2 separate regions of the Homo sapiens genome follow, and region 2 is linked to region 1. Evidence: chromatin contacts called from ENCODE Hi-C or POLR2A ChIA-PET data. All regions are on one chromosome and are shown on one strand. The core of a region is the stretch at or near the end of the contact, and the rest is flanking DNA. Distances in the headings are between cores, read along the strand shown. Region 1 overlaps STXBP5-AS1 (STXBP5 antisense RNA 1). Region 2 holds the start of LUADT1 (lung adenocarcinoma associated transcript 1).

Evidence for each region. A loop is a pair of places that touch in the nucleus more often than their neighbours do. ChIA-PET counts read pairs that join two places held with the same protein, here RNA polymerase II (POLR2A). Pooled maps may share reads with other maps.
Region 2: a map of endothelial cell of umbilical vein shows a loop between it and region 1 (2.4-fold over the local background). The contact joins the promoter of LUADT1 here to the enhancer-like site in region 1. A Hi-C loop is called at or near these places in 1 of 168 maps with a recorded cell type or tissue (endothelial cell of umbilical vein) and 5 of 50 pooled maps. POLR2A ChIA-PET finds 5 or more read pairs at or near these places in 1 of 52 experiments (Panc1).

The regions. Positions count from the first base shown.
Region 1 is chr6:146,854,932-146,859,938 of GRCh38, reverse strand. All of the region lies in intron 8 of STXBP5-AS1 (STXBP5 antisense RNA 1), which reads left to right. Among named protein-coding and RNA genes, the nearest start is that of ADGB, 260 kb to the right of the region's middle. RefSeq lists an enhancer at 2,008-2,167. Within about 2 kb of position 2,323, at least 12 of the 41 ENCODE cell types and tissues checked have a DNase peak (open chromatin) inside an H3K27ac peak, as active enhancers do; they include Panc1, where a contact is called at or near this core.
Region 2 is chr6:147,156,006-147,161,012 of GRCh38, reverse strand. It overlaps LUADT1 (lung adenocarcinoma associated transcript 1), which reads right to left and starts at 2,088. Exons shown (of 3, transcript NR_132442.1): 1 at 2,029-2,088. All of the region lies in intron 3 of STXBP5-AS1 (STXBP5 antisense RNA 1), which reads left to right.

The DNA of each region.
Region 1 (5,007 bases), core at 1,074-3,573:
CCTGTGTCCACAACCCACTTCCTGGGTTTCTGTACAAGGTGAAGAAAGCCTTCTCAGAAGTCATCCCCTTCCTTCATGCTACAATTTTGCCTTATGTTAGGCTACCTTGGGAAAAAAAAATCACCAGAATTCTGGTGCTCAGTAGGGCTTTTAGTCATCATAATTGAGTAATCAGATTGAAGACTAATTCCAACCTGGATCCCCTCTCTAATTTTCTTGGCTGTAAATCTATTCAGGCCGCTGTAAAAACAAAACAAAACATACATTGGGTGGCTTATAAACACAGAAAGTTATTTCTCACGGATCTGGAGGCTGGAAAGTTTAAAATGAAGGTGCTGGCAGAATTGATGTCAGGTGAGGGCTCACTTCATGGCTCATAGACAGCTGTCTTCTCACTGTGTCCTCAGCCAGTAGCTGGCAAGGGAGCACTTGGGGGCCTCTTTTAGAAGGGCACTAATCCCATTCATGGGGGCTCCACTCTTGTGACCTGATTACCTCCCAGCCTTACCTCCTGATACCATCACATTGAAGATTAGATTTCAACGTATGGATTTTGGGAGAACAGAAACAGTCCACTGCAGGTCCGGAGTGCCTATAAAAGCATCGGTCTATGCAAGGGACATTGTTTCATCAAGTCTTAAATATTTTCACTGCTACACTCTACCGCTACAGTTCCCTGGTTTCTTTAGCTGTTACTCACTCTTATTCTTTGTTGCTTATATCAAAATTGAAGACCTTTGGAAAGATCCTTAAAGGAGTCTGAAAAATTCAAGAGAAAAACACACAAGAATGCAAATTAGAACAACAATAAAATACTATTTGCAACCTATAAAATTGTCAAAGCACATGAAAAGGAACTCTACTGGTATTGGCTCCTAACCATTGGTGAAAACGCAAATTGGCTCGGTGCTTCTAGAAGACCATTTGCAAATACATGCTGAGTAGCTTTAAATATCCACTGATCTTCAATTTTTCTTTTAGAGATTTTTCCCAAGGAAATAGAAATGTATGTAAAAGTTATTGACCTAGTGATGTTTACAATAGAAAAACAGAAAAAAATAGTGAAAATAGCTTTAATATCCATCCTTATTAAATTAACTGAATGTATTTTGTTACATTTATATGACACATGATAAACACTGCGCAAATATTTAAAATTATCAAAATATTTTAAGTAAAGAAAACAATAGATTGTTAATCTATGTATAATACTATAACACTTTCTAGTATAGCATATAGAATATTAGAAAAAGATCCTTACTTGATATACTAAATTAAATAACAATTATTGCTTGGCTAAGAGATTGTAAGTGCAGTTTATGCTTTTTCTTCTAGATCTATATTTTCCAGATTTTTAAGTTAACATGTCTTCAGTGAAGGAAGCCTGGTTTTGAATTCTTATAATTCTTTTAAAAATAACTTCATAATTTTTCTTTTAACAAAATTAAGAAAGCAAAGGGATTAAAAAAGCAGCCTTATTTACCAGAAATAATCCCATTGTACCTTTTCTCTCCCTGTTAAGCACAAATCTTCTCTAGAATACAGAAATATTCTAGAGATCACTGACGCATTTGAGGGAAATTGAAAACAAAACGAAACAGAACAAACAGAAGCCTTAAACAGTAAAATAACAGCAAGATGAAACTGATTTAAGACAATCAAATAACATCGTTTCCTGTTCATTCTCCAAACACAAGCTTTCTCTCGCTTTGACAGGTAGAATGAATCTGGGAAGGGATTGGTGTCCTCTCCTCTTCCCTCCTTCCGTCCCTTTCTCCCTGGCTCCCTTTTAAAAGCAAGTTGCATTGAACACAGCAGGGAGGTCTGATGGGAGGCACTGGTGGGGCTCCTTGCTGCAGGATGAGAGGATGAAACACACACAGCAGGGGAACATACACAATCAGCATCAAACCCCTAGCACCGGGAAGGCATAGAGGGGCTGTTCAGAAAAGGGTGCCTATGATGACTATTATTATTTAGTCTTAAAAAAACAAAAATCAGGGCAGCCCCTTTTGGAAAACAAACATGAGCACTGAACCAGTGTCACTGGGTTCACCGGCAGCTGCCAGCTGCACGCAGCGCAAGTCAACCAGAAACTCAACTAAGCAGTTTCCAGGATTTCATGGGAAGGATGACGATTCCTGAGAGTCCTTGCTCGCCTCTGGGGAAATGGGCCACTTGGGCCCCAGATGTGCGGGTCTTTTCCGGACTCAGGCCTGCGTCAGCATCCTTGGCCCGCGAGCCTGCGCCCTCATCGTTGCGTAAGAGTCTGTGCGGCCTCGCAGCCCGCGCGCTTGTCATCGGCGCCCCCTGCTGGACACACAGAGAAATGGCGCCTTCGCAGCCATCTGCTTGCCCCAGTCTGTCTCCACTTTTAGGACATTATTTTCTCCCTGTGCCACCATGAGAGGGGAATTTTCTACAGAGAAGGAAAAGAAATAAATCTTACCGCTGGAGCACAAAGCATACCCTGGAGCCCCAGCCAATATATGATTTCCATGGGAGGAAGGGCTGATTCTCAGCAGTTTATTCACACGGGCTCCAGTCCTTTTCTTACACCCGTGCACCTGCAGGACAGAGAGGCCAGGCCTCAGCCTGACAAAGCAGAGAAGGGGACCAGATAGGATTTCTCAGTGCTTGGAGGAATGTGAAGGGGCAGGGCTTGCAGTCCTCTCATGATTTTAACTCTACATCCTGTCACAGAAGCAGAAAGACCCGGAGAAGGCCGGGATGTCCTCAATTTCCTTCTTTTCTGCTTACTCCTTTAAACATCTCAGCAACCGCCTGTCACATCTCCAGAATTACATCGGCCTCCCTTGAAGTGTAAGCTATTACCCTCACCTAGCCATACAGATTTTATTTTATTTTATTTATTTTTTATTGTACTTTAAGTGTTAGGGTACATGTGCAGAACGTGAAGGTTTGTTACATAGATATGCATGTGCCATGTTGGTTTGCTGCACCCATCAACTCATCATTTACATTAGGTGTTTCTCCTAACGCTATCCCTCCCCCAGTCCCCCACTCCCCAACAGGCCCCGGTGTGCGATGTTCCCTTCCCTGTGTCCATGTGTTCTCATTGTTCAACTCCCACTTACGAGTGAGAACATGCGGTGTTCGGTTTTCTGTTCTTGTGATATTTTGCTGAGAATGATGGTTTCCAGCTTCATCCGTGTCCCTGCAAAGGACATGAACTCCTCCTTTTTTATAGCCATACAAATTTTAGAGACATTTAGACCTGCCTCAAAATCTTCTCTGCCCAAGCGTTGGGACTCCTGAGCTTGGGTGGGCGGCAGCCGCACAGTTTCTCAAAATGCACACTCCCTCGAGAAAGGTGGTACCATTATTGTTCAGCTGAGAGAAAGTTAGTCATGCTACCGTCTTCTCTTTGCTCAGTTTGAGTCAGATGTGCCACATCTCTCGCCTGAGCAGTGGCTAAATTTGTGGTCAATGGGGCTGAGCAGAGATAGAAGGGCTGTCAGTCCTGTGCAGGCCAAGGGTGCAGGCCTGCTGGGAGGCTTTCCTGAGAGCAGTCCCTCTGAAGTGTTCAGGATAGCCTTGCCTTTTCATTTTAATCCATGTTATTCGTGCCCTCATCTCCTCATGGTCCTCAGTCTTAGCTGCACTTTCAGATCACCCAGGAATCTTTTAAAAATCACTGATGCTCAGGAGCTGCCCCAGACTCATTCATTTGGAATCTCTGGAGATGGGGCCAGGGCAATGCATCTTTTTTTTTTTCTTTTTTGAAGATTCTCAGGTGACTATAATCATAAGCCGAGACAGAACCACTGACTTCATCTCTGTCTCCCCCAGCTTGTAGGGTGTGACCTTACAAAAGGAGGAACTCAGTAATGAATTCTGATGAATGAATGAGTGAGTGACTGTATGAATGGATGAATGAAGACTGAGAAGGGAAAAACACAGATGAATAATCCTTTATGACAAATATAGAAAACAATTGTGATTAATGAATTAATTACTAACTAAAAGTTAGCCATACAATAAAAGCAGTCACCAAACTAGAGGTGGACCACTCAGTGGATAGGCTGAAGGGGATGAGCCAAGGTATCCAACATTGATGGGAAAATGCTTCAAAGGGACCTGTGTTTACTGTTGGAACTGGTCTGGTAAAATTCTCCCTTTGGAAGACAGAAGGACAGGGAGGAGGCAGAGAGTGGGGAAGTAGTTGAACTCATGTAGCTGACTAAGAAGAGGATGGCAGTGTTGCCCCTGTTTCAGGGAGTCAGGCCCACAGAGGCCCTTGCTGTGCACACAGAGGTCCTTGCTGTGCACACAGAGCATATGGAACTCAGAGTTCCCTGGGGTGACTGAGGCAGAGACCAAGTTGCGATGTACTTGCAGAAAGCAGGACACAAACCCACCTAAGAGGCTCAGGAACAAGAATACATATGTGAGAAGTCTAGGCAAGTCCAGTCTCTCACTCTAACTAGAAGGTGAACTCTTTGAGACCAGAAATAATATCTTTCTCAGACCTTTTCTGAAAAGTTTCTATTTCTCCAAGTATATGGGAAGAGACTGGCTTCTAAAATAAGTGTAAGCAAGAAGGGAACCAACAGAAAAATGAAGGACAGTGTATTAATCAGGATTCTCCAGAGGGACAGGACTAATAAGATAGATGTATATATGAATGGGAGTTTATTAAGGAGTATTGACTCACATGATCACAAGGTGAAGTCCCACAGTAGGCCATCTGCAAGCTGAGGAGCAAGGAAGCCAGTCCGAGTCCCAAAACCTCAAAAGCAGGGAAGCCTGCAGTGCAGCCTTCAGTATGTGGCCAAAGGCCTTAGAGCCCCTGGCAAACCACTGGTGTAAGTCTAAGAGTCCAAAAGCTGAAGAACTTGGAGTCCAGTGTTTGAGGGTAGGAAGCATCCAGCATGGGAGAAAGATGAAGGCCAGAAGACTCAGCAAGTCAAGTCCTTCCGCGTTCCTCTGTCTGCTTTTATCCTAGCCGTGCTGGCAGCTGATTAGATGGTGTCCACCCAGATT
Region 2 (5,007 bases), core at 839-3,338, 300 kb before region 1:
TCCTTTAACCTAATGTATTTTGTAAGGTGTGTGCTTAAATTCTGAAAGGATTGAGTTCCTCAAGGAGAAATCAAATTCCTATTAAACTTCGTGTCTAAAAGAAAAAAAATTGCTTGGGTTTAAAGAACAAGTGAAGTATGTATTTCACATTTAAAGGAAGACTTGCAATGCCCTCATTTGCTTTCTGTCAAACTAACCAGATATCACTTTATTATCAAAACAATTTTGCTGAGTGTGACCTAAGACATCTTTAAAAATAGCACTTGTATTTTTCTTTCTGATGTAAAAAACAACTCTTCTGCATGGTAAAACATTTGCAGAAGATTCTAAAGAAAGAAATAATAATTACCCACAATCTCATCATTCAGAGATATTTTAATATTTTAGTATATTTTCCCAAAATCATTTTAAAGAATATAAATTATTAATTTTATAAAATTTGGCATATTACATCAGCTTATATCTTGTCATATAAGAATTTTCAAAATATTCTTTGAAACTAAGAATTTATTGAATGCATAAGATACCTATGAAATTTGATACATGTAATGAAGTAAAAACATGATATTCACATATTATACTTTGGAAGAAAGCATTGACAATTACTGGTAAAAAGCTGCTTCTAAAACTATCCTCTCCTTCCTTCAACTTGTCAATACTTCACTTAACCTTTCTATTCATACTTAAGCTTCAAAATTCAGAGGCTTAAATGTTAATGGTATAAAGGTTTCAATGGTGTTGATAAGTTGTTCTGAGTAAGATAAGAAAGTGTGTTTTGTTGTTTTGCTCCTGAAAGGGAGGAGAAGATAGGAAGGTAAGAGGAAGCCAGTCAAATGGCAAAATGCAGTGTGGTGTGGATTTCTATCTTTTCATCTCTTCTTCTGTCAGCTCTGATGATTACTAGATTTCTACTAAACTCAGAAATGTTTTAGTGAGTGTGATTTTTATGAAAACTGGTGATAATGCTTGATGCCAAGTGTTCCTGTTTAGGTTGACATGGAGTGAAATAAACACTGTAAAGTAGATGCCTGGACAACGGATAAAAGGTTTTGAAAGGATAAGCCCTCAGGAACTACAAAATATGATGGGAGGGCTTTGGGCCACTACCAGCCATGTTGTAGTTACATTCCTTGTCTTGAGTCCCATGGATTTCTCTTTGAAATGGACAGATTTATGTTTAATTTTCCTCTATTTTCCTACAGTAAGCTATCTCTTTCTCTTTCACACTCCTCACATTCCCATCTCTGAGATCTATCACCTTTGATCTTTCTATCTCAGTAATTTTTGAGTCCTTTTCTTCTTGCACCAGCATTTTCTCTGCTTGGAAAAGCCTTCCTGTTGGTGGTTCCTGTCTCTACCTATCTGGCAAAGGCTCCTGGCTTTTCCGGGTTCTGATTGTAACTGGATCATGATCACATTGCTTACTGTGTTCCTTCCTGGGTTCACAACATACAACTCATCCACTTAAACAAATGGAGAGAAAACAGCAATGCTTTTCAGACCTTGTGTTTGTATTTTAGTCTTAATTCAAATTTATCATTTGTCTCTACCACACCCCCTTAACTTACTTTGTTCAAGTTGAAAATTACGGTTTATCACATTTTTGGGGGGAGAAGGGAAGAAAAAGAATTTACAAAGTGTCACTAGATGAATTAGTCCTACAGTTTAGTTTGAATTCCCGGTCTCAATTTTATATTTTGTCTAGAAAACGAAGCATTTAAGAGTTCATTTTTTAAGTGTTTATGGTGAAGAGTTAAAGAGTTTTATAAAGTGTCTATGCTACAAATACTATCAGAAGAAGAACTTATCATGCAAAAATGGTTGCATGTTTATTCTTCCTTGGAGAATTGTTCTTCACCAAAAACCCTGTTGCAAGAAGCAGTTAGGTACAGTTAAGAGCTTGTTGTGCAGAACTCAGGTTACTTCATATCCCTTTCAAGAAGCTGTGGTCTGCCTCATCAAAATGCTTTCTAACGACTGTGAACAGTAGATTTCTCCACACAACATCTTAAGAAAACTTATACTTACTTGGAAATTTGCTGTAAGAGGATTGCTGGTGTGGATTTGCTGAACGGAAACCATTTCTGCCTTCTAGAAAAGAAAAGAAAATAATGAAGAAAATTTGCCTTAACCACGCTCAAGCCTAGCTATTTTCTCTGAATGTTTCTATTCACTTTACCAGAATATGTTAAACAAATATTTATTGAGTGGCTACCATTTTCAGACACTGTGCTAGAAGCTGAAAGAAAATAAGACAAATAGATTCCTTAGGGCAAGATCATGGGATTTGTATTTATGTATATTTGCTTAGTATCTTGGTGCTATCAGCTAAGACTTTAATTTTTTTTTATACTGCATTTTCATTGCTCTACATGCTGGCTTTCACTAATAAAATAACTTGTGACTTGGCAGATTATTTGTAAATTTTCTTAGCCAGTCTGCAAAGATAATAAAAAAGAAAAATTCCATTTTAGGAAACTCATTTACCTTGTACTACTAGGATAAACTGGTCTTCCATGCTTAGACAAAAACCAAACAAACAAAAATAACAAAATGAAAAAAATAAACAGTGTAAGACTTTTTACTTTTTCTTTCTGTGAAAATTAGTTACAGTAGGTAGTACTAAGAAAATAAGCACCACATAACAAATAATGATTATGTAGAACAAAAGAAAATATATGGTTATTTTCTAATAATGGATTTTAGGATTACTTTATAAAAGAAAACGTTACATTAAATGTAAGGCTTAGGTGGTTATGGTGTGCTACAGGAACAAAGTTCTGTATTCTTGGGTAAGAACTTTATTCTCTTGTGAATTAGTTGATTGGCTTGAAAGACTGAGCTGTATGAACTAAGCTCTATGCACAAAAAATAGAAAATAGAGTTCACTTCCTCCTATTTGCCTTTAGCTGAAATTTTATAGTTAGGCTCTCAACATTCATGATGTTAGTCCTTCAGTCAGCCAATCAGTTAGTCTTTTGGTTACATTAGATCTTATACCTAAATAGTTTTTTAAAAAATGATAAACTTATTCAAAGAATAGTTTAAATTTCGATTTGTAGTTTGAACATTTATGCCAATTAATCAAACATACAATCTAGCACCTATTGGGTTAGGTTGATTTATAGTTATAATCCAGATGTCAGATAGGAGAAGAAACTTTCCTGCTTTTAAAAAGAAAAATGTAAGATTCAGAGACTTTCCCATTGCAAAGGTCTTTTGTAGTATTTAGAGAAAATAGGTAACTCTAAGCACAAAGCAGTCTTGTGTTCTTTTTCACAGGCTTTGTGTTTTTATTTTAGTACTTGAAATATAACATCCTATCTTTATATTGCATATCACATTTTTTCAAACTTTTACATATCATCTATTATGCTCCTCATGAGAACCCTATCAGGGAGACAAGCCAATGTTCCCCCAAATTTGCCTGGCAAGTAGTAGAGTAAGTAGTAGAGCTCACGGACCTGGGCTTTAAGTTTAGGGTTCCTTAAATAGTGTTATACAGATTGATCCTCTACGTTGTTTTAATGCTGGAAATTTCTTCTAGTGGGACACAAGAAATAAAGAATTGATAAGCTTTGTGAGATGTACCACCAAAACACAGACCTACAGAAGATTTTCTTTTCTTACAAGCCAAACTCTTTAAGTGCCTTAAAATAGCTCAAGACATCTGAGTCAAGGTCTTAAAATAGCTGAAGAGAGGTTCCACTGGATTACAGGAATCTCCTGCCTCTAAAAACTATGTATAAGCCTCACCCAGGAATACCTGAAGTGACATCCAGAAAGTTCTGAAGAATGCAAAAATAATTACTCGATCAGTCCCTTCTTAGCCTGTTTCTTTGGAAATGACTCCAGAATATTTATGCACTCTTCCTTACTGGTGCCCTTCTGGGAACAGGACGTTCTTGCACTGGTATATGCTCATGTGGAGATCTGAGGATGATGCTAGTGGAACCCAAGAGAGAGAGTTACACTTGTGACTCATCACAGTTTGATATCACATGAGTGTTCCCAGTTTTTGCCCTCTTCCTGACCTACTCTCTGTCTCTGTCTCTCTCCTTGCGTTTATCTAGAGAGTGTTCTTTTACCTTTTGTGATGGGAGAGGAGAAGAGTGAGAAGGACTCAGAGGGTTCAGTAGTTTTGGAAAGCCTTAGGAATAGTTCTTGGGTTTGGTGAACGTGGATGGATGGAGAAAAGGAGATTGCAGATGAGTTTGAAAGGATGCTTGGTCATCCCATCTTACTCCTCCTTAGTCCCAGTAGAGAGCCTATACACCTGGGCTGAGCTGCAGCTGAGGATGGGGCAGGTGGGCAGGTGGCTGGGTGTCAGGGGTTCTAGGCTCTGCAGTTGGCTGGACAGGAAATGCCAAGTAATCTCCTCTTTGCACTGGACCACAGCTTGGAAGCTAGCACTGGAGAGTGCTGGGGTAAGGAATTAAATGCAGAGGATATTAAGAAGATTCTAATGCAGTCTGTATATTCTCAGGCAGAAGATCAGTATCAGCCCAAGTTGAGTTAGCCTGCTCTTTCTGGCACTGCAGGAGCTGAAAAGGGCCTTAATGGTTTGCCTGATGCCTCTCTACTCCTGACACCATGAGGGCAGACAGAGAACAGGAAGCAGAGAGGCTTTTGTCTGCTCTCTGAGAGCAAAAGATGAAGACATCAGCTGGGGTTAGGAGTGGCAAAGCCATGGTGAAAGAGAAAGGCCTTTATCATTCCCCTCCTCTTCCCTTTCCTGTGCCATTTATTCCCTTCTACCTTCCCAATGCATTCCTAGACCTGACCTGTGCTGAGAGAAGCAGAGAAGAGAGCTGGGAGCAGTCTCTGAGTGTGGGTGCCTCAAATGCATTATTACATTAAGTCCAACTCCAACCTTGGTGGTAGGTTTGTTTGTTCCAGACTTATATGTATGGAAATAGATTCAGGGACGCAAGGAAACCTGCAATCACCACAAAGTAGAGATACCGGATCTCCAGTACATTGATTTTGCTGTGCTTGTGGATTGAG